Linked DNA regions of Mus musculus: all the other regions are linked to region 1. A link is a loop called in an ENCODE intact Hi-C map of the cell type or tissue named here. Cell type or tissue: heart. All regions are shown on one strand. Each heading gives the region's core, and the rest is flanking DNA. Links, peaks and the distances in the headings are about the cores only. Region 1 overlaps Gm39767 (a long non-coding RNA gene). Region 2 overlaps Apbb1ip (amyloid beta (A4) precursor protein-binding, family B, member 1 interacting protein). Region 3 overlaps Gad2 (glutamic acid decarboxylase 2). Region 4 has its middle 53 kb from the start of Apbb1ip.

Region 1 (6,075 bases), core at 1,770-4,269:
TACGGGCACTTCATGAACAGTCTGCATTCAACAATGAATATTCAACCAAGAATACCTGGAGACATCCAAACCAACCAAAACCATAGAGATGAGGAAGGGTTAAGAATGGGCAGAAAAAAAAATGTTTTCAGGAATGTTTTCTGTAAAAGGAAACAAATTTGATGAAACACTAGTGTAAGTGAGAGAGAGCAGGAGGAAGGCCTTCTATTCATTTCTTAGAAGGAGAATCACTACTGAAGAACAGAGAGGAGATTCAGTGCACAGTATAATGACTGACCTAAGAGGACACTCTTTATGCGGATGGGGAATGGGTTGAGCTCCCACCCAGCATCCGTGGAATGTGCACGGTGAAAGCAGCTCACTACTCAGTCCCTTATGCAGAAGACCTGTAATAATGGTCATGGAATCCTATTTGAATAAGAAGGGAAGTGGGCACTGGAGGGAGATGCAGACCAGGTAACCATAACATGAATAGACTGGGAATCCTCTCTGACTGGAACCCCGCAAATTGCGCAGGGAATTTTAAATGCAATAGGATCATTAACACTGCATCTTTCTTGAGGATAAGGATAAAGACAGAAAATCGCCTTTCTCCTTCTTTTTCTTCCCCTTATCGATTTCTCTTTCTTCTCTACTTCCTTTTAGAAAAAGTACATGTACTAACACATGCTCTGTGAATAGACTACCTTCAGAGAAACGCATGAACCAGTAAACATGAAGCTCTCTGGAAAATGCTTACAACCTCAGCCAGACTACAGACTACAGAGGACGGTTAATTGGTGGTGGTGTTTTAAAATAAAAGTTATTTTAAATAGGGGAAAATTAATTGTGAAAAATTCAGGCAAACTACCATACAGTTTTCAGCAAAAGGAGAGATTCAATCAAACAAAATGCACCTCGTGAAGTCAAGAGCAGATTACTAAATTGCTTAAATTCATTTCCATCTCCACATGCAGGCACAGCCTGAGTCACAGCTCAGTCCAAAGCTGGGTGCTTATGAAGGCAAATTATCTGTCTTGGGTCAGCAGGGTTCCATTGCACATAGAGCCACCGCAATTTTAAAAGTGCTAAAATTCTACAGCATTTCAGTATGTGTCCTAAGCCAGAAAGAATTTGCCATGATATAAATAGGGCCCAGGAGAACCCTATTAAATCTGCAGCATTGCAGGAAACACGAGGGCAAAGCAGTGCATGCTGTTCATCTGGCTTTTCCCAGCTATGGCATGCAATTACACATGGTAAGGGACAGCTTGGAGAGGCTCACACATCTAGCTACACATCTGGTCAGGGTTGGCCTTAGGAATCACTCTTTTCAACCTTTGTACTCATCCTGTGTGCTTAATTCAGCTACTTGTCCTTGAGTGAAGCAAGCACAGAAGAGACACTTATGGAAGGGAAATAATATACTGTATACTGGTGTTTAGAAGTATGTACAGAATGATCTGTCATGCTGTGATGTTCCCCAGTAGCCTGTGTATGTGTCATAAACATACTATTCCTCTGGGAAAATGGATGCTCCATTTACTCTGCTTGGATTTGTGTGTGTGTGTGTGTGTGTGTGTGTGTGTGTGTGTGTGTGTGTGTGAGAGAGAGAGAGAGAGAGATAGAGAGAGAGATAAAGACAGAGACAGAGAGTCAGAGACAGAGCACTGTATCTCATAAACCTATATGAGTAGTTATATGCTGAGATTTTAACAAATTAACTATAGCACATTAGCGCATGCACCAGGGAAGCAGATCTTCACCTTTCCCTCTGGCCCACTAAGTCCAATTTCCCATACTCCTCCTTCTTAGGTAGCAGACCTTCACCTGTGTTTGTTCTGACTCTCTGTCCCTATTCTATGGCACTAACTACATCCTGGTGGAATGTTCTCCTTTACTCTCTCCTGTGGAGCTGCTCAGTCCCCCACCCCAAACCATCCCCATTTAAGTGTCAGCTCCCAATACCAGAAACACATTTCACCAGGGAAGCACAGTATCCACAGAAGAATTTCCTATCAGGCAACACACAGCCACCACACTCTCCTAAGAATAAGAGGGCAACAGAAAACAAAAGGAAAAAAATCCACCTAACAAAGAGAAGACCAAATATCAGCACCTTGAACTACAATCTTCCAAATCCTAGATACTTACAATCCAGAATGAAAACACATTCATTAGCATCTAGGATGATAAGTCTCCTTTGAAGCCCAGCAACCCCAACACAGCAGACCCTCAGTATTCCAACATAGCTTAAAAACAAGAAAAAGACCTTGAAACAGCCTTTATGAATATAATGAGGTACTTAAAGAGGGAACAAATAAACCCCTTTAAAAAATCATCTGCAACACAGCAGTGGAAGGAAATGAAAAGAACAGTTCAAGACCTGAAAGCAGAAATAGAATCAATTAAGAAACCCAACTGAGGAAAATCTGGAAATGAATAAATTTAGGAATTTGAGCAGGAAGCTCAGAGGCAAACCTCACTAGAAGAATATAAAAGATGGAAGAGAGAGTCTCAGGCATTCAAGACACAGCAGGAGAATAGAATATATTGGTAAAAGAAAATGTTTAAACTCTAAAACTCCTGGCACAAAATATCCATGAAATATTGGACACTGTGCAAAGGCCAAATCTAAGAATAATAGGCATATAGGAAGGAAAAGAAACACAAGTCTAAGGCTCAGAAAACATTTTTTTAACAAAAATCATAGAATAAAATTCTCATGATCTAAAGAAGGAGATGCCTATCAAGGTACAAGAAACATACAGAACACCAAATAGCTCAGACTAGAAAATAAACCCACGTTAGCACATAATAATCAAAGCACTAACTGTATAGAACAAAGAGAGAATATTAAAGCTCCAGGGGAAAAATGACCATGGCCCAAGAGTTACACTTGACATCTCACTGGAGACTCTGTAAGCCAGAGGGACTGGGTAGATGTTCTACAAATTCTAAGATACCACAGATGGCAGCCCAAGCTACTATACCTAGCAAAAGAAAGCTATTTTGTTTGTTTGTTTGTTTGTTTGTTTGTTTTTCTGACTTGACAGCAAAAGCCTGGCACTTTAATTGCCTCCTACTCTGAATTCTTTACACATCATACAGATTCTGCAAGGGCATCTATTGGGCTCATTTTATCTCACAGTCTGTTCTATGTAAGGTTCAAGGTGAGCAGTGGATTTTGGTAACTCCCTTGTTTCTGATCAGCAGTGGCTCTTTGTCTTGTTTTCTTTCTGTGCTACATAGAATTGACCACTTGAGTGCAGCATTGAGTTGGCTTGAACTAAACTACTGTCACCAAGCAAGCGATCTGAACTCTGAAGGAGCTGACAGACAGGAAATGAATAATTCTCCACGTACGTCACTGTCTCAAAAATGACAGTGGGCTTTGCTACAGAAATTTATTTAAAAGCAGAACACCCTTGTGTGCCCCTTGTGGGAGCTTTTGACAATAAATGACTTGTTTTTTGATAGTTTTAAGAAGAAAACTCACATAGCAAATCGGAGTCAATGCACAAGCCACAATGGAAAGCAAGATTAGCTCTGCATTTGTTCATGATATGAAAGGGCACATCTGTTCTGGTGACCAAACATTCCCTCAGTCCTTAGGGTTCAACATACCTGAAGGAAAACGTTCCGTAAGTCAGATTTTCTCAACAACAGGTTGATAGCTGTGTTTTACTTAGTCAAGCAGTTTCCTGAAATGCCCAGTGCACTGTACAGATGCTGCAGTCTCCCAAGATTCCAGCGATGGCTGCAAATAGAGGCTAAGATGGTCTACTGAGCTCAAAGCCATGCCTCTGCAGGAATCTGACAGTCAAAACCAGAGTCCTACTGCTCTGTAAAACAAAATGGAGCCTGATGTTCCAAAAGCTGGGAAAGAACCAGAACCAGCCCTGGGAAGGACATTGTTCTTCAGAACCTTAGCCTTGTCTCTACTTTTCTCCAGGATCTGAAAAATAGAGTATGTTTTAATAGTTGGTGTCTCCTGAAACTCCAATGGAAATGTGTAATGAGGGATGGGAGTTTCTCTATAATTCTAAATTCTGTTTACCTAGTCTCTGGTTTATTATAAGAGTGTTTACGACTCATTTGCTAATCCAGTAGACATCCTCTGAATATCTAGCATGTATCCAGCACAGAGGAGACAAAGATGAAAGAGAGATTGAGGCTGTGTACTAAAGAGTTCCACAGTATAGGGAAAACAAAACATACACCTGAAAATAACTATAAACGTGCTGATTTCATTCAGGCTCTGACACCATTATCCTTCTACAGATTATTATTGTGTAATAATAACTAAATTATGCTTCAGAGGGTAATCTCAGAGAACAGAGGTCTAATTTTCTGGATGAGAAAGGTGCATTCCAGGGTATAAGGGTTGTGGTCACATAGTTGGTGTAAAATCCACAAAAGGAGTTGGATCATTTCCACTGACAAGAATATCATTCCAGAATGGAGGACTGTTGCAGAGATACACTGCAGCCTGCATTTCCCTGGAAACTCTAAGTGCTCAGTGGAAACCTTTAGTAGATAGGTGTTTATTGACCTTATTTTAAGATTTCTCCTGGCTTCCTTTGTCTGGACATGTCTCACCACTACGTTCTGTACTGCTTAGTCTCTGAGATTCTTAGTGGGCCACAGAGGGCCCTGACTTTTCATTGGCACCCAGTTTCCTAAGCTTTGGTGCTGGAACTTGGTTTTGGACAGATTAGTAAACATTTGCACTAGCGTATGAGAATTCAACCCTATGTAATTTTGCTTCCTTACTATGCCCAACCAACATCATTTCCCTATCTACATTTAACAGCATTTCTCAAAAGTCAGTGGGAAAGCTGATACCTCATGCTGGACAGGTTTAACAGCAGCACTTGTCAATTTCCAGGCTATAAACACTTTCACCATGGGCGCTCTCAGGCTGCCCATGTTTCAGTGGGGAGCTGTGGGGAAAACATGCAGCAGAGAACAGCTTCACAATGGTCACTCCAGGGCAGCTTCTGCAGACTGCTGCCCGGGTGAAGAAGGAGACTCAGCAATGACCTGCACTATTCGCCCTGACAGGCACACCTTCCTGTGGTGATATGAAGAGAAACACAAGGTGTCTCTTGTGGATTCAGTTTAAAAAATTAATTAATTAATTAATTATTGGCCAGTATTTAGGCTAAGTGAAAGGCAGCATTTCACATTGTTTAGAGTAGAGAGAAAACCACAAAAATATAAAATTAGCTTGCTAAATTAAAAAGACACAAAAGAAAGGAGGCAAACAACTGTGATCACCTTGTAATTAGAATTCTGTAACACCTTCTCCCTTCCAGGCACCTTTGTGAACTTAATAGCAGAACTCCCAGGTAAGATTATTGATGGGAGTGTGGCTGAAAAACAATAGATCCCTAAAAGATTTGAACCTACAAACTCTGATCATTATATCAGGGGCTTAGAGGGGGGTTTGTTTCTCTAAAATTCATATGCATAAATCCTAAGTCCTAGCTGACATTGTTGGGAGATGGCATCTTTGTAGTCAAGTTCTTAAAAGTAGAGCCCACACAGCTGGGGCTATTGGGTCCTTATTGGGGGTGGGAGGTTGTAGTCTGGCCTTCATGTGAAGACACCTCAGGAAGACCCCACTCTGCAAGTCAGAAAGTGCAGGAGGTGCTGCCCAAATGCCCCTTCATCTTGACCTAGAACACAGAAGTGTAAGAAGTTGAATGTTTGCTGTTTAAGATGACCAGTCTTTGGTTATTTGTTATTGCAACTTGAACAAAGACTATAAGTATTGATCAAGCACCCATTTCTAGATAACTACATATTTAGAATTTCAGGGGAAAAAAAAAGACTCAAATAATATAAAAACCAAAACTAAAGTTGTTTTCTATGAAAATGATGCAGTAATGTCAATGCTCTGCTCTATTCCCTGGCCAAGAGTCTGGAGCTGTAGAGAGAGCAAGGGGAACATAGTATATTTCTGAGCAGATCAGATCCCAGGCCGAAGTAGGCTCAGCTGTTCTAGGACAAACCTTTTGCCACTGCTCAGAGGAGATTTATTCTGTAACAGAACACTGCTTTTGCCAGCCCAGCCAGAGTCAGCCCAGA
Region 2 (6,075 bases), core at 1,892-4,391, 910 kb after region 1:
CTTCCAATCCTTGAAGCAGCAGTCCTGATTTTCTATCAGCGTCTTCCTTACTCCTTCCTTTGTCTGGTCATCCTTAAGTTCATCATCTAGGTCAACCTCAGCATCATTGCAGTTTTAAAATATCAGTAACACCAGAGCCTAGAAACAGTCCTGCCTCAGCTCCTTTCCACCTTAGATTCTGCCTCTTTCCAAACCTTCCATGGAATTTATTGACATTCTCCAAACATTCTAACACTCATTCAATATGATTTTTCAGTCTTTTTCAAACTTTTATTATGAAATCACAGAATAACCACACTTTTGTTGGCATTTGTCTCTGCGTTCCATCTTTTTACATGCCTGGGGGTTATATTGTCAACTCCCAGGGCTTAAACAAAAGAGGATTTTATTCTAATTTTTATCCTGATGTTACCTTTACCCCAAGTCAAGTTGTTTAACCTTGTCTGATGCTCTCTTTCCTCATTTGTGAGTTTAGAGGACATTAGGATCCCCTTTAGCAAGAATGTTCTGCAATGGCCTTGACATTACACACTCAGAGCTTCTATTATTCAAGATCAGAGACAAGGATCACGAGGAAGATTCCAGCTGGTTGGCATTGATTTTGTGTTTTCTTTAAGCCCTTTTGTAAGTAATTTCTCAATCAAAGGCTGAGTTATACAGAAGTAAGTAAGGTGAGGTGACCAAGGCTAGCATTGTGACAGGCTCTGAGACTTTGTCACAGAGCCCGAAGAACCTCTGAAGTGTGAACTTGGTGTCAACCAGATAGCTCACCTCAGAACCACGAAGTTAGAGGATTGGAAGAAATGTAGTGGCCCTTTATTTTATATTAAAAGCCACCTGATTTCTGGGTACAACCACGTTTTCCTGTAGTTAGGTGAATAACATACTTAAATAGTTCACTGTGCTTCTTAAGTGGAGTGGACACCTCGACACAAATAACTGGTGCACTTTGCACAGTTTGCTTGACTCCTATGATATGCACAAAACCCAAAAAATGGAATATTTAATATTAAGAGTAAACTAAAGGTAACAATATCAAATTTCTAAATATCTCTGAAGGAAAAATTAGACACTTTCTTCTTCGTGATTTTACTGATTTTTACATGTCTGTAGTATCTATGTAAATGTATGTGTATACATGTGTGCAAGTACACACAAATAGAGGTCAGAAGAGGACATCTGACATCTTCTTCTAAGACTCTATGTCTATTGCATTAAAACAGGGTCTCTTCCTAAACCTGAACCTCAGTTCTCAGTTAGGTAGAAGCCAGTAAACCCCACCCGACTCGGAGCTGGAATACCCAGCTTGTTATGGGGGTGCTGGGATCCAAACACTGGTAGTTTTCATGACTGAAGAGCAAACCCTATCAGTTGTTGAGCCATTCCCTCGAGCTCACCCTGTGCTTTCATAGGAAGAATTTAAATATTAATTACTGGCCAATGTCCTGCTCACATGTTAGTCAGAGCAGAGACTCTGTTGTAAGTCGGGCATCTGAGGTCCTGGTACTGAACGGTGAGCCCTTGATTTGGTTTTGCAGATTTCTTTGTTGAGGATGCTGCAGACATCTACAGAACGTCACATTCTAGCTACCAAGTGCCTGATTCACACTTGAACACTCTGACGTTTAGGTTACTCAATGCTATTGGACCACACTACTTGGTTTGATTGATGTTTCCAATGTCAAGATCCCCTTTAGAACGTGATTATTGGCGTAAGGTTTACAGTACTGAAATCTGAGAACTTCTTTTTTTTTTTTTTTTGTTATCACCTGATTCCTTTTTATTTTATTTTTTTAAATTTTTTATTAGATATTTTCTTCATTTACATTTCAAATGCTATCCCAAAAGTCCCCTATACCCTCCCCCAGCCCTGCTCCCCTACCCACCCACTCCCACTTCTTGGCCCTGGCATTCCCCTGTACTGGGGCATATAAAGTTCCCAATACCAAGGGGCCTTTCTTCCCAATGATGGCCGACTAGACCATCTTCTGCTACATATGCAGCTAGAGACACGAGCTCTGGGGGTACTGGTTAGTTCGTGTTGTTGTTCCACCTATAGGGTTGCAGACCCCTTCAGCTCCTTGGGTACTTTCTCTAGCTCCTCCATTGGGGGCTCTGTGTTCCATCCTGTAGAGCATCCACTTCTGTATTTGCTAGGCACTGGCATAGCCTCACAGGAGATATATCAGGGCCCTTTCAGCAAAATCTTGCTTGCATATGCAGTAGTGTCTGCATTTGGTGGCTGATTATGGGGCAGTCTCTAGATGGTCCATCCCTTCGTCTTAGCTCCAAACTTTGTCTCTACAATTCCTTCCATGGACATTTTATTCCCTATTCTAGGGAGGAATGAAGTATCCACCCATTGGTCTTCCTTCTTCTTGATTTTCTTGTGTTTTGTAAATTGTATCTTGGGTATTCTAGGTTTCTGGGCTAATATCATGACAAGTATCAGTGAGTGCATATCAAATGACTTCTTTTGTGATTGGGTTACCTCACTCAGGATGATATCCTCCAGATACACCCATTTGCCCAAGAATTTCATAAATTCATTGTTTTTAATAGTTGAGTAGTACTCCAAAGTGTAAATGTACCACATTTTCTGGATCCATTCCTCTGTTGAGGGACATTTGGGTTCTTTCCAGCTCTGGCTATTATAAATAAGGCTGCTATATGTATCAAAAGATGGCCTAGTCGGCCATCACTGGAAAGAGAGGCACATTGGACTTGCAAACTTTATATGCCCCAGTACAGGGGAATGCCAGGGCCAAAAAGGGGGAGTGGGAGGGTAGGGGAGTGGGGGGTGGGGGGTAATGGGGGACTTTTGGGATAGCATTGGAAATGTAAATGAGGAAAATACCTAATTAAAAATTTAAATAAATAAATAGATAGATAAGGCTGCTTTGAACATAGTGGAGCATGTGTCCTTATTACCAGTTGGAACATCTTCTGGGTATATGCCCAGGAGAGGAACAACACAGTGTGGGGCAGCCATCCAAAAGTGTTTGCCGCCATCTCCTGGCGCAACTGGAGAACTACAGCAACAGTCTGCATACTGGTTGGCGTCGTCAGGAAAGAGGAATCTAAGAGGGACAATCAAGGAACTAGCTGGCTTCCAGGCCAGGCTGATGCAAATTCCGAGTCAGTAAAGGAAGCAATCCAATTAAAAGGGTCAACTTTTCTCAGTTGCTAGAAAAGACCACAGACAGGAATCCTTTACATTTTCTGTTGTTTTATTCCTGTAGTATCTTTAAAATACAGTGCTGTCTTCAATGACTCAATATAAACTCAGAAATTCTAGTGGATAAAGAAATAAACAGGAAGCTCTCCAAATATCAATTTTTATCATTTTTAAACACAGAAATAAATAAATTTAGAAATAACTAAAGCCCTTGCAGACTATGTGTCTTGCAGAGGATCGATGTGGGACACAACAAGCACAAAGCTTGCAGGGAAACCACACCATATGCTCTCCCTCATATTCCAGCATATTAAAGGCATAGCTCAAAAGCTCAGATCACCTTTGACGATTAACTACTTTCCTAAAGGTCAGTGAGTTTGCTCAATGCAAGTGGAAGCTCTATGAAGCACCGTAGAGAGGGATTGTGGCTTCAGCCCGTTTCTGCCAATGGAAGCCTCCTAGATCTCCTGATAGCTCTGATCTTTAGTGCCACTAGTTTATGCTCAGACTAGCAAGGCCAACCTGAGCTTCATAAGGCTGCTCTAAGGAAACACAAACACATACACGCACACACACGCACGTGCATACACACACACACAAAAACAGTTGTTTTAGTTGGTATTTTTTTATACAATAAAATGTAATCGAAGTTACAATGGCCCATGAAAATTGACATCACACACATTTCAGATCCTAGGTTTGGTTACCAGCCTCTGACCCAATGACTTCAACTTTTCTGATATAAGAGTAAATACTATGCTTATTTATATATTTAAAAAATTATTTTGACACCCAGATTAAGGTTCTACTACATGCCAGGCATGTGCTAAGCACCAGGGATCTTCCAAAAAAAATAATACAGGCAAAGTTCCCATCTGATAGAGAGCTGAATATGTAAAAGCCAAACAGAAACAAAAGCTACAGGGACTAGAGAATCCAGAAACAGAGTTGCAATCTTTTTGTGTCTGCCACATCAGTGTTCTCTTGTAAACTCCTGGGGGCCTATATAACCCCTGTACACACACTGTTGATGGCCACTTAAGGACAGATAGAAACACTCTGAATGCCATCATGCCTGCAGAGGATGTGCCCAAGTGGATGTGAAACCACCATTAGGAAAGAGCGATAGATCATTGCAAAACTCTGTATTCTTGTTGAAAGAAATGACACCTGGACTAAATTTTGGCACAAATAAAACTAATTTTATAAGCACCAGTTTTGTAACGTAAAATGCCTACTAGGTAAGCCCCTTATATGATAGAGAGGCAACCTGATTTCCAATGAGGAACAGACATATAAAATATATAACGGATTTCAGCATTTAGAAGGGAGAAATACAATTATTACTGACATATAAGAAGTCCTTATGGTTAAAGCATATAACAGGCTCCTTAAATCTGATCAGAGTTGGGCCTCTTTCTTAATAGTGCTGGGGGGTGAACCCAGGGCCTCACAGATGATAGGCAAGTATGCTGCCACTGAACTATACACCCAGCCTTTTCAGTACCTTTTACTTTTGAGGTAGGGTCTCATTACATTTCTCAAGCAGATCTCAACCTGGTGGTCCTCCTATCTCAGACACCTCTCTAGTAGCTGAGGTTGCAGACTTGTGCTGTGGGGCTGCCAGTTTAGCAGTTCTTAAAAGCTGGGTATGCTAACATGTGATCTCAGCTATCAGGAAGACTAAATTGGAAAATCATGAGTTCAAGGCCATCCTGGGCTTCATAATGACACCTCGGCTCTTCCTGATCCTAAAACTGCCTTTGCCACCATCTCAGTAAATCATATATATTGTCATAGTTTTTCTTTGAGTTTTTTTTTCAAACAGTGGTTTGGGCTCTTAATAAATTGCATCTATTAATTGTCTTCAAAACTGCTTCTTTGTAGCATCCTCAAATTCAGAAGGAATCTCAATATATCAAGTATCTCTGCTGTGATGACGCAAGAACTCTCAGTCAATGGGTAATGGGAATAAGGATCGCCAAGGTGAGTATGTGCTCACCTTCATGTGTTCTTGGGCCAGCCAAGAAGCTTGTTAACTAAGGCCAACGTTTCAGCATTTCTGGGTACAGATGTTATCTCGTCTATTTGTTCTTGATTTCTTTCTACCCATCAGTAAGTGGAGTCATTCACTTACTGCCATACAAGCACACACCTGTCCTCTGGCAAGAGAATCAGAGTTGACTTTAAAAAAAAAAAACAACTGTTCATATTCACAGGGAGAATTGCAAACACAGGTGTGCAGATAAGAAACTCGAGACCAGGCCAAAGGTCTGTGCCTTAATGGTAAAGCACTTGCCTAGCATGTGTGGGGTCCTGAGTTCCATCTCACCATAGAAAGTGGAGAGAGCAAACGAAGCCGATTAACTCAACAGTTACATGATCAGAATTTTGTGATTGGCATTTTGTGGCTATCCCTGTCCTCTAGTGTGTAGATGGGAGAATTTGCTAATTTTGCTAATCTAGAGAATTATTTAACATTTGAAAGAGCAATCAATGAAATATACCCCCAAAATGCAACTTGGATGAGAATAATGGCACCTTTTTTTCTTCCAATATGTATCTTGCAGTTGAGTGCAAAATTTAAATAAATGGATTCCTTCTTTTCTTCTCTGTATTCCCTCCTTAGTATGGGAAGACTCTCTATGATAACTATCAGCGGGCTGTGGCAAGAGCTGGACTTGCCTCTCGGTGGACAAACCTGGGGACTGTTGGTACACCGATGCCAGCTCAGCCTTCTACAGGTAAAAGCAGAGAAAACACTCATGTTCACACATCAACAAAACCGGAGCCTAGCTCCAGTCTCCAGGTTACACCCAAACAAGACCAGTGTCTCCAAGTTATTCCTCCAACAAACCTGCACCCCCAGGTTACAAGCCCTCCCCCTGCCTAATGAC
Region 3 (6,075 bases), core at 2,134-4,633, 670 kb after region 1:
GGAGGTGGCAGTGTGTACCTTGGTAGGCTTCTTGGTGCTGCCCAAGCCTCTGAGTAGCACAAATTTCCAAAATACCCTACAAAGTAGTTCAAGTAGTTCGGAATTGCAGGGATTTTTAGGTGTTCGACTGGATCCAAAGTAGTTTGTAACCGTGATTTCAACAAGGAACGATCCTGTTTACCCAAGCCCAAGGCGCTAAATTTTACCTACGCATGCATAACTCCCAGGCTCACAAACAGCGGGTGAGCGCGCGCGCGCGCACACACACACACACACACACACCAACTTTGGAAACATCTGTCCTCCAAAAAAAGCCAGAGATCATAACTTGGCTTGAACGGCCTTTCCTGGTTTGCCCGAAGGCGTTTCTCAAACATTTCGGAAGTGGAGTATTGACAAACCATTAAGATGATTTACTCAAATGTAGAACAAACGCTTGTGAAACAGACAAATTGAGACACTCTTTTTGGAAAATAATAAGCCAAGCAACATAATATGTTACAAATAAAATACGAGACTTAATTCCAGAAGGGGATTTTATTCGCTTGTGTTTCCAGGTGCTCTGATTTTGTTTGAAACGGGGTCTTCTCCCCTCTAACCCGATCTGGTCTCCAATTCCCAGAGAGCCCCTTACTTCAGCCTCCTGAGTACTGTGTATACAGTGCTAATCAAATCAGTTCAAAGCAAAATTGCCCATTCAGGAATTGCCTGTATCTTTGCGTAGTGAAGTCTAAAGTGTCCTTCCCATTCCGTTCTTTAGACCTGCTGCCAGCGTGTGATGGAGAAAGGCCCACTCTGGCATTTCTACAAGATGTTATGAACATTTTGCTTCAGTACGTGGTGAAAAGTTTCGATAGATCAACTAAAGTGATCGATTTCCATTACCCCAATGAGCTTCTTCAAGAGTATAATTGGGAATTGGCAGACCAACCGCAAAATCTGGAGGAAATTTTGACGCATTGCCAAACAACTCTAAAATATGCAATTAAAACAGGTACTGTGCAACCAGCAATAATAAAGGGTTTTTTTTTCCTTCTGCAATTTTCCTTTTTTTTTTTCCTATAAAGCCGTTTCTCCTATGTTGGATGGGTCGTGTTATTTTCAAAATTGCAAAGTTACATTCGCTTAAAAATAGTCATTATTGGAGTGATTCAAAGGCACCTTGCTAATAATAACCGAGCTGTCATCGGGGTATAAATTGTCAGATTGGCACGGAGATTAATCGGAGGTTGTAGAAGCAACCATTTGTCAGCAGGAGCCAGTACAAACGACCCAAAATGGGGAAAGAAGGGGAATGTAAAAGGGGACCAGGAAAAACTAAAGACGGAATCCAGTATGCCTGAACTCCAGGGCATTGTTGGCAATTTCCTTGACATGGAACTAGTCAAGAACCCCAGCTAACCAGCCTACGTAATCTTCAGGCTGGAGGTAGAATGTTAAAAAGCGTTGTTTCAAAAGACTAAATGTTAGGTTTGAATTCCAATTTTTCTCCTGGTTTGAAAAAAATTATGGAGACACTCCCGGGTGTGCACCCCTCCCCACCCCCATCCCCACACACCACAATATAGACTAGCTTAGCAGTCCAGCAGTGTTACTCAAGGATTTGTCTCCTATACGGCTACTGAGTATGTGGATAAGAATACCAACACGTTTAAGGGGCCATTTTAAACATGTGTGGAATACTCTATTAGAGTCTCAAGGCAGCCATTAAAACAGGATAAAACGATGCTGAAGTCCAGGTGCAACATCATTTGAGTACCTCCACAGCTTTCTTCCAGCCAGATCCTGAGTGTAGGGCTTTTTTTCCTACATTGTCTCTGATCATCTCGATACATTGTGAAACAGAGTAAAGTGATAAATATAAATACCTTTCTGAGCTGGAGGAGGGAAGGCTTATGGATTTACAATGATTTGTAGAATTAAAAAGATTTACTGGCAACAAATGTGAAGTATTAAGTAACCATTGGTTACCTTGCAAACGTCATGTTTTATGCTGCCATTTTGTGGGTAGTTTGTTAGTATAACAAACCACAAACATTTTAACATTTTTGCTACAAAAATGGTTTAGACTTTTCTCGCCTGAGCATTCTTTATATGGTTAGAGAAACAGGTTTGCACAGAAGCCTCGGAAAATGGATTTATTGTGTAATTATTATCCACTTTGTAAGAATGTAGAGGTGCAAATAGATATGAGGGGAAATGAGTTTAACTTGTTGATTTCCATGGATTATAGATATTTTTTAGATATGGTCAGTTACTCCTCCTGAAAAGCCAGCAGGATACACATGTCAGGCATGAAAAGATACTCTGCTCCCACTTACTTTGCACATACGCATCCACACAAACTGGAGCAATGCTTTTAATCCTTTTCTGCTTGACCCATTCCCCACACCTTACATTTAAATATGCTAATGGAAACTACTACCATTTGTTTATTCTGCTCACAAATAAAAAAGAATACATACTTTTTTTTTAACCTCTTAGTTTTTAAAAGCTGCTAGCTAGTCTTTGAAACGCATTTAGAATTAAGACAATGGGAATTGCCAGCCAATGGAAGTCATAGTCCTGTGTACCAATGCTCTATTTGGGGAATAAATGGGTCCATTAAATTATCAGATTTTTGTTATGAATTTTGAAAAACTGTTAGTCAAATATTGCTGTGGTGCATCTCGTTTAAAGTGAAGATGAAAATCTGTTAGATTAGGATGAATATCTCAATATTATTGATTCCATGTATTGTCTCCTGCCCATATATCTCTAAGTAGCACTTCAAAAAAAAATCATCATAGGTAGCTTTTGTCTTCAACTGGAAAGCTTGTGGCTTCTTATGCTGTTAGTGTCCTGTTTGGCAGCTGACACTACCTAGTCTATCAAAACATTTGCCCTCCCTGTCACCATCCAATATTCTTATGATCCTTTGAAGACCATATCACCTGGTCCCTCTTAACCTAATTTTTATCTGGCCTTGAACTTTAGAAAGGATTGAAGGGTAGTGGAGATTTTTAAATGAGGTGTCTGTGTCACGTTTAAATCACTTGTAAAGAAATGTTAGAACCTGAAACCTCCATGAATAGTAGGATTCTAGAATGGTATCTTCTGGGATTGCTTTCTTCATTTGCATTGTCTGGGGGCTGGGGAGCATAGAGTAATGTTAATTTAGTCTTCAACCCTTAAGAGAAACCTTAGACAAAGGGAAATGAACAAATGTAGGAGGAGCATCCTTCTGTGGGTTGTCAGTTCACAGAACACAGTTTTAGAGGACTTTTGGCTTCTCTCCATCTGACTGAGGAGAACCAGGTCTCATTTGCCAGGTACTAGTTTTTGTGCATCCTTTAGGACTCATTTGCTAATCTGTGCAGGAGACTCCTCATGCTCATATCACATGGGCCAGGGGCCACTGCAGAATGCCAGCTCTGCTGGAACTGTTTCTTAGGCTCTCAGGCAGCCCAGGATGGGTGCAGTGGGAAACCACCAGAGGCAGTGCACAGAGCCCACAGGAGCAGAGCAAACGTAATTAGGGGGATATTTCTGCCAGAGCCCCAAATGGCATGCTGTTCTGACCTGTCAAACTACCTAGCTCTGTAGTTTCACAGTGAAGGAAAGCTGTGGCGCAGGAGAGCGTCAGATAAAATTGTAGACCAAGGTAAAAAAATTTTAAAAAAAATTTAAAAAAGTAGATGGAGGGAAGGAAACCCAGTAACAGAAACATCAGGCTTGCATTTAGTTTACCATGAGTATTTGTTCAGAGCTCCTGCACACTCCTTAGAATTCCTCTCTGTTTTATACAGATTTTTTCTGCCAGAATTTCCACAGTTAAATCCCGTGTGGTAATAGGTAGGTTCATTTAGAAATGCATATAAGTATAAAATAAATCCAGATTGATTTTCACACTCAAAAAATGATTTGGGGACAGAAGAGTGGAGGGCCCTCTGGGGAGAGAAGTAGGCTATGATGTCTGCTTCGGGCTACAATGAAATGGGGAGTCAATGAGGCAGAGAGAAGGGGGTGGCATCTCGCAACAGCAACTGCAGCCGCTGAGGGACATTATACCTTTTCTGAATGAGTAAACTGATGAAGTCAGAATCAAAGGGACTGCAGAAGAGAAAAGGGGGCAGGACATGATTTGCGGCCATAAAAGATGTAATGCCATGAATTAACTAGAGGTGCACAAATAGCAGTGCCTCTATAATATGCTCCTTCCCACTGCCTGTCTGTTCCCATTGTCAAACTCTATAGCTGCATGCCTGGGCCTGATAAGAGAGCCATCTAGTCCCAGAGATAAGGAATGTGCTTTTTTTGGTGCTGTCCTTTATCTTGTTTTGCCCACACTTGGGATGTGAGACTCACATCACAGGCACTGGACAGATGTCCAGCAAATGACAGATACCATTTTTATCAGATACCACTTCCATAATTAAGCTTCCTCCCAAATTGCTGTTGCTAAACAGAACATGGATCTATTGTTAGGCTTCTACAGGACAAGATGGGAAAACAAGCTTCCAATGAGATATTTATAATCACATTTCAAATAACAGCCTCCAGGGTATAGAGGGTATAAATAGATGTCAATCTACTTACAGAATTTTAGAGAAATCTAGAAGTTAATTAGATAATCCTTTTAATGGGTCAGTCTCCGTGAAATATATTTTTTACGTATCTGTCAACAAGGCAGTAATGCTGACTGTTCAACTTTGTTCTAAATCTCAACTAGGAGGGACCCTGTTGATTATGATCAAATATTCAGACAGAGAACTGTCAAGAATTAGCTTTATCTATGCCATCTCTAGATGCTCATCACCTTTGAATCCAAGACTAACCACTCAGCAGAGTGTCTTTTTTTTTTTCATTTTTGTCTTGTCTTTGTAATCATCAGTCATTTTCACTGATATTATTATGGATGCTGGCATGCCTGAAGGCTGTCATGGTATGACTGATTCTCAGCACAACTCAACAAAAGGACTGTTATCAGTATCAGTGCAAATAGGAAGAATGATTTGGGAATACCATAATGTTTTTGTTTGCAATTATATTGGAAGTATAGTACAAAATGATCTAATCTTCACATTGCAAAGCATATATTATTTTTATAGGACTATTTGAGAGCTCTTTAGAGTATATTCTAGGGAATACTAAGCCCTAAGAAGCCCCTGGTCAGAAGAAGGATTCTTGAGCGTGTGTGCACATATGTGCATGTGATCATATGTCTTGTGCTCACAGGCACATTTGCATATTTGATTATGGAATATGCATCTCTTGTAACTGAAGTGTCTTTCAAGATCCTTTAGATATAAAAAGCATATGTTTGGGAGATAATTATTTTCACTGGTTGCAATCCTAATTCCATTTTCTTCAGGGCATCCCCGATATTTTAATCAGCTGTCTACTGGATTGGATATGGTTGGATTAGCAGCAGACTGGTTGACATCAACAGCAAACACTAACATGTAAGTAACTGATTACACAAAACCTCTTTTGTGTAAATCCCTTTGTATTATGTATTCTTCTCACTCTGGCGTAATTAAAGAAATAACCTTGATGTGTTTTTCATTTTATCAAACTATGCAAATATTTAAAATGCAAAGGAGACTTTTAAACATTTTGATTTAAAATAGCACATTACATGAAAGAGAAATAAAGCCCAATGTTGCCTTTTAGATAGTACTACTATGTAATATTCTGCATTCAATGTGATAAACTAGCCCTGCACATTATACCAATATTTGAATATCTTGCCTTTAAGGCAACAGAAAAATTAGCAATATTTCATAAATCTTGTATACATAATTTTATATTTTATATTATAATATTTACATCAGTGAATGTTTAAAAAACAAGAAATTCTGTGATATTACAATAGTAAATAATTTATCTGAGCTATATACATAAAATATGGTCATTTATATATTTTAGGTTCACCTATGAGATCGCCCCTGTATTTGTGCTGCTAGAATATGTTACACTAAAGAAAATGAGAGAAATCATTGGCTGGCCCGGGGGCTCTGGCGATGGAATCTTTTCTCCTGGTATATATATTTCATTTTTTTCCTCTGTTTTGTTCTTCTGGTATGCTATGTT
Region 4 (6,075 bases), core at 1,991-4,490, 760 kb after region 1:
CATATTCTCAACCATGACCAACAGTACCAGTTATCTTTATTTTTTTTCTAATTCTTTTCTTTAATTAGGTATTTACCAGTTATCTTTATTGATACACTATATTTTATCAAATTTCAGACAGGCACAATAGCTACAATAATAGAAAATATATAACTCTAAGGCTATAGGCATTCATTCAGGAGTGAATGAGAAGTATCTTTCCCAAAACTAAAAAGACAAAGAGCAGCCAAAGTTCCTGCTCCAAGCCCTTCCTCACTCAGTGAAGCCACACACATAGGATACTTTCCTGGTTGCCATGTTAGTTCCTTTCCTGTTAGTTCTCAGTGAGCAGGCCTGTTTATGTTACCTCATCAAAACAATGGGCAATCAGCCATGTCAGGACTTCTCACTTCTGACCTCCCTGCATCTTTTACACCCATCCTTGCCCTACACAGTTTTGACTCACCGGTCTGCCAAACCCATCCATTAGATTTGGATGGTACCAGACTTTCAATCTGAAAAAGGACCAACTTAGGGGAAGAGTTGGGTTGACTTGGCTCCTTGTTTCTGGTGCTTCATGGCGGGGGTGATCACATCAGAGCTTCTTACTCTTATCTACCTACTGTACGTATATGAGTTAAACTTCTAGGCTTCTCTACTTCCTGCCCCATGTTCTGGTAATTATTCTACACTCTGATCAAAATTATTATACACCATGACTAAAAGTAATTGGGGGAGAGAAAGGTTTATTTGGTTCATGCTTCCACATCCAAAGTCTATCATTGAGTTCAGGAGAGGAACTTAACAGGGTGAGAATCTGGAGACAGGAATTGATGCAGAGGCCAGGGAAGAGTGCTGCTTACTTGCTTTCTCTCCATCGCTTATTCAGACTGCTTTCTTATAGAACCCAGGACCACTAGCACTGGGATGGCTCCACCCACAATGCACTGGGCCCTCCTCCCACATCAATCAGTAATTAAGAAAGTGTCCTACAGGCCTGCCTACAGCCCAACTTTATGGAAGCATTTTCCCAGTTAAGGCTACTTCCTCACTAATGACTCTAGCTCCTATCAAGCTGATGTATCTAGCTAGAACAACATCTTTTCAAACTCCTGTAAGAAAATCTCAAGTCACTTCACTAGCTTTTTCTAAAATATGATTTTTTATTAGATATTTTCTTAATTTACATTATAAATACTATCCCCTTTCCTAGTTTCCTCTCTGAAAGTCCCCTCCCCTATACCCTCCCCCTGCCCTGCTCCCCAACCCACCCACTTCTACTTCCTGGCCCTGGCATTCCCCTGTACTGGGGCATATAATCTTCACAAGACCAAGGGCCTCTCCTCCCATTGATGGCTGACTAGGCCATCCTCTACTACATATGCAGCTACAGACATGAGCTCTGGGGGTGCTGGTTAGTTCTTATTTTTGTTCCTTCTATAGGTTGCAGACACATTCAGTTCCTTGGGTACTTTCTCTAGCTCCTACATTGGAATAGATGACTGTGAACATCCACTTCTGTGTTTGCCAGGCACTGGCATAGACTTACAAGGGTCCTGTCAGCAAAATCTTACTGGCATATGCAATAGTGTCTCGGTTTGGTGGTTGTTTATGGGATGGATCCCCAAGTGGGGCTGTCTCTGGTTGGTCCTTCCTCCCATCTCAGCTCCAAACTTTGTCTCTGTAACACCTTCCATGAGTATTTTGCTCCCCATTCTAAGAAGGAACAAAGTATCCACACTTTGGCCTTCTTTCTTCTTGAGTTTTATGTGTTTTGCAAATTGTATCTTGGGTATTCTAAGTTTCTGGGCTAATATCTGCTTATCACTGAGTGCATGTCATGTGTGTTCTTTTGTGATTGGGTTACCTCACTCAGGATGATATCCTCCAGATCCATCCATTTGCCTAAGAATTTCATAAATTCATTATTTTTAATAGCTGAGCAGTACTCCATTGTGTAAATGTACCACATTTTCTGTATCCATTCCTCTGTTGAGGGACATCTAGGTTTTTTTCAGCTTCTGGCTATTATAAATAAGGCTGCTATGAACATAGTGGAACATGTGTCCTTTTTACAAGTTGGAACATTTTCTGGGTATATGCCCAGGAGTGGTATTGCTGGATCTTCTGGTAGTACTTTGTCCAGTTTTCTGAGGAACCGCCAAAGTGATTTCCAGAGTGGTTGTACCAGCTTGCAATCCCACCAGCAATGGCAGAGTGTTCCTCTTTCTCCACATCCTCCCCATCGTCTGCTATCACCTGGATTTTTTATCTTAGCCATTCTGACTGGTGTGAGGTAGAATCTCAGGGTTGTTTTGACTTGCATTTCCCCGATGATTAAGGATGTTGAACATCTAAAATATGAATTTTAAGGAAATGTTTCTACCTAGAGTTTCAAGCATTTTAAGTACAATTTAATTATGCCCTCATGACAGCAATATGTTTTGCATTGAGGCTTCATTTGGAATACATTTCCTCAGAACTGAAAGAAAAGGGATGAGCTGCATTTGGCCAGGCAGCTCTTCCCTGTGAGGTCCCTTCCCTTAGTGTACAATGTAACTGTGGGTGGAAAGCTCATGAAGTATTTAGTCTATAACCAATAGATATTTGACAGAAACATAGCAAACCAACATTGAGTTGAATGCTTAAAGATGTATGTTTCTTTCTCAATCCTTTCTACCTTATAATCATATCACAAAACTATAGTTCTCTAAACACTGACTCCTTGAGATGAAACCACCTGATGCCCTTTTATATTGCCACTGTTGTAGCTCATTTTAGCATTTAGTCAATATTTGGAAACTGTTACCAATGCTACTACGCTCTGGTAACTGGTGTTCACTGACACCCCTATAGTTTCAGCTCATTACCCCTGCAGGGTCTGACCATTCCAGTGTCTTCCTAGAGCAGTTTATCTCCTCAGCCACCATTTATTTCAGGCAGTGTTTATACTCAAATTCTTTCTCTCTAGTGTTCACTTCTCTGTCTTGGGGATCATCCTACCTGAGGAAAATTATATTCTGTCAGTCTTTTTCTTATCTTCTGGTCCTCCCATGTGGAAGGAAATATGGAGAGCAGCCCCACCACGTTTGTGTGAGGCTCTGAGGCTCTAACCCACACTTCCTGTGAGCTCTCCTCGGCATTAGCAAAGTTCTAGCTTGTGCACATCTTTCACCTCTATTACTAAGGACACACAGAAAAACATTTGGTATTCGTGCCATTTTTCTTACTTTTCGTCTTTAATTCTCTATCGTGATTCTTAGAAATGGAAGTGCTTTTCTTTTTCCGTTTTATCTATTCTTCTTACGTAATTATAGTCCTCCATTTCCTTTCACAAACACAGGGTGGATCTGAGCACATTTAAATCAAAAGAAAGTGTGTCTGAGTCACAGGCATACTGAAATGGCCTGACTGCTTGCTCTGTGCGCTATGTTTGAAATGCCATACTTCCCCCCAGTGGTCAAGTGTGAAATAACAACCTTTGCTGTATAATGCATTGGAAGTCTCTAAAGAGAGACCATTGTTGGAGATGTAGTCTCAGCTGCAATAGAAACCCAAGACTGGAGGATCATTGAGAGAAGCTGAGGCTTGGCACCATGTGACAATGTCAAAGTCCCTGAAGAGGCCAGACCAGTCCATTTTTGAAGATGCTGGCTCATCATTGTAGATGTCTGAACCAACTTGAGACAACCTCTGTGCACAGCAGCAGGTGTGGAGTGAAACCAAGCCCACCAAACAAGCTGTTTGTACTTCATATGCCAGAGCCAAAGAAGTGGAATTGCCAAAGCTCTTCAGAACATAGAAGTTCATGAGTGTCCCAGATGCTGGAAATGGAGCTCCAGGCTTGACTGGTAGGATAGATAATGTTGGTTGTATGTTGATTTGATTGGAACTGTGCTCTAACACTTCACTCCGGAAATCATGTGACATATCTTGGAATTTACAGGAGCCCATCGTTAAGAGACTGTATTTTTAAAGAGAATTTGAACTTCTAAAATGTTGTAAATTTTCAAACAATGGGGGGGGGTAAAGTTATTGTATGTTTTACTTGTGATACTAACATGAGATCTTGGAGATAGACAAGAAAGAAAAGATTATGGTTTAATAGTGATGTATTTGTGTGTCAAGTTGACAATGGTCAATTTGTGTTGGTTAATTTTTTTTCAGTTTGACAGAAACCTAACATACCTGGAAAGAAATTTCAATTAAAGAATTTATGTTGGGCATATCTGTGGATCATTTTCTTGATTATTTATTATAATGGGATGGCCCAGCCCACCCATCCCTGGACAAGTGGCTGTGTATAAAAGCAGCTGAACACACCAGTAAGCAGCATCCCTTCACAGTCCCTACCTCAGGTCCTGCCTCCTGGTAGCTGCCTGAGTTCCTGCCCTGACTTGCCTGTGATGCATCCTGATACAGGAGTTAGACAATGACACAGACTCTATCTTCCCCAGTTGTTTTTAGTCATGGTGTTTTAGCACAGAAGCATACTGCAAACTTGATCAAGTAGAATTCTACTACCATACAGCAAACAGTACAAATTAGGAAATGTGCATACATGCTATAGGAGACAGGAAGTAAAGAGATACAGTAAGAAACCACAGACCAAACAGACGGTGCAAATGCACACCTTCAGACCATCTTCTAAGAGCTGATTCGGTATAGACTCAACAATGGATTAACCCATAATGAAGTGGCACCCTCATGATTGCCTGTCAATAGTGCCACCAGCTGAAGAGCAAGCCTCAGTATATGAGCCTTTTGGGTAGATGTTTCATATTCAAATCATACAGAGATTGGCTTGGAGCAGGGCCTGCACTAAGCTCCGGTTGCAGTATCTGTGCTCTAGCTGATCACAAGCTTTGGTTGCAGCCACTAATCAAATGAGCATAACCACTTACACTGCTTCTGTTCCTCGGGCTCTTTGCAGTAAGTACTGCTAGATCACACTGTTGGAGTTCTCAGGACCTGTTCTGGTTCTAAAGCTATCCAATTTGAAGATATGTTTTGTTTACTTGTTTTGTTTTATTTTGTTTATAACTGCTGGAATAAAGTCTTCTCATGCATGTTGGAAAAACTTAAAACTCCAACCTCAACGGACCAATAAACACTCCTTTCTGCTAACTAGCTTACACAGTATCAGAAGAAGTCATGCAGACTACTTGAGGAGAAAAGACACCAAGCACTGGACTCTACAAGCAGCAATACCCACCCTATATATAGGCAAGATATACCAATGTTGCAATAGTAGAATGTGGCTATGGGAGTAACTGACCATTTTCTTTTTTTTATTCTTTATTTAGATTTATTTGTATTTCATGTGTATGACATGGTTGTCAGTGTGCATTTATGTATACCATGAGCATGGCTGCTGCCTGGAAAGAACATGTAGATACTGAGAACGAACCCAGGGCCTTTCCAAGCACAAGGGCTCTTAACCACTGAGCTATCATTCCAGACTCCACTCCCTCCCTCCCCTCAACAGCCTTCTGATTGGCTGTGACTCCTGCTCCCTAGGAGGAAGTTCATGCCAGGCACTCACTGTAGGCCTGGTCCAAAGCCTATGATTAGAGAACTCACAGGTTCTAGAGGACTTCTGCTGTATTATCAAATGGTCACACTGCCCAACTTCCTTATAAATAGTTACATTTATACTCGAAGATTTGTGTTACTTTCCGCCCTGATCAGAGAAATTTCTCATTGCAGTGAGTCATGCTTAAGGCCAGAGACTCACAGCTGGGCAATGTGCTGAGTGTAAATAACCATGAGTGCTCAGATACAAATGAGTCATCTATATCAGTCTTCCTCAGCCAAGGCTCAGGGAACTGTGGTGATTTGAATGAAAATGGCTCTCTGAGTGGCACTGTTTGAAAGAACATGTGGCCTTGCTGGAGTAGGCAAGATCTTATTGGAGGAAGTGTATCACTGGGGGTGGCCTTTGAGGTTTCAGAAGCTCAAGCAAGGCCCAGTAGCTTGCTCTTCCTGCTACCTGCCAATCCTGATGTAGAACTCTCAGCTACTAGCATCATGTCAGCCTGCATGTCACCATGCTTCCCACCATGATGATAATGGACTAAACCTCTGAACTATAAG

Evidence for each region. Peaks named below come from ENCODE experiments on the same cell type or tissue, not always from the same donor. Only the 100,000 strongest peaks of a DNase experiment are listed, where the experiment ranks them.
Region 2: it touches region 1 in a loop (5-fold over the local background); 26 of 42 quality-filtered maps call a loop at or near these places.
Region 3: a loop joins it to region 1, with 4 times the contacts of the local background. A loop is called at or near these places in 10 of 42 quality-filtered maps.
Region 4: a loop joins it to region 1, with 11 times the contacts of the local background. A loop is called at or near these places in 38 of 42 quality-filtered maps.

The regions. Positions count from the first base shown.
Region 1 is chr2:21,955,297-21,961,371 of GRCm38, forward strand. Gm39767 (a long non-coding RNA gene) reads right to left here. Exons shown (of 6, transcript XR_866004.1): 2 at 3,607-3,824. Among named protein-coding and RNA genes, the nearest start is that of Gm39767, 5.8 kb to the right of the region's middle. In heart, for the core only: a CTCF peak has its summit at 3,236; no DNase peak of the experiment used is centred there; H3K4me3 peaks cover 400 bases; H3K27ac peaks cover 552 bases.
Region 2 is chr2:22,861,828-22,867,902 of GRCm38, forward strand. It overlaps Apbb1ip (amyloid beta (A4) precursor protein-binding, family B, member 1 interacting protein), which reads left to right. Exons shown (of 14, transcript NM_019456.2): 11 at 5,066-5,164; 12 at 5,808-5,922. Among named protein-coding and RNA genes, the nearest start is that of Gm52503, 29 kb to the right of the region's middle. In heart, for the core only: a CTCF peak has its summit at 3,022 (motif pointing left); no DNase peak of the experiment used is centred there.
Region 3 is chr2:22,624,038-22,630,112 of GRCm38, forward strand. It overlaps Gad2 (glutamic acid decarboxylase 2), which reads left to right. Exons shown (of 16, transcript NM_008078.2): 4 at 761-994; 5 at 5,354-5,444; 6 at 5,911-6,023. Among named protein-coding and RNA genes, the nearest start is that of Gad2, 4.7 kb to the left of the region's middle. In heart, for the core only: no CTCF peak of the experiment used is centred there; no DNase peak of the experiment used is centred there; H3K27me3 peaks cover 763 bases.
Region 4 is chr2:22,718,614-22,724,688 of GRCm38, forward strand. No RefSeq gene overlaps it. Among named protein-coding and RNA genes, the nearest start is that of Apbb1ip, 53 kb to the right of the region's middle. In heart, for the core only: a CTCF peak has its summit at 3,437 (motif pointing left); no DNase peak of the experiment used is centred there.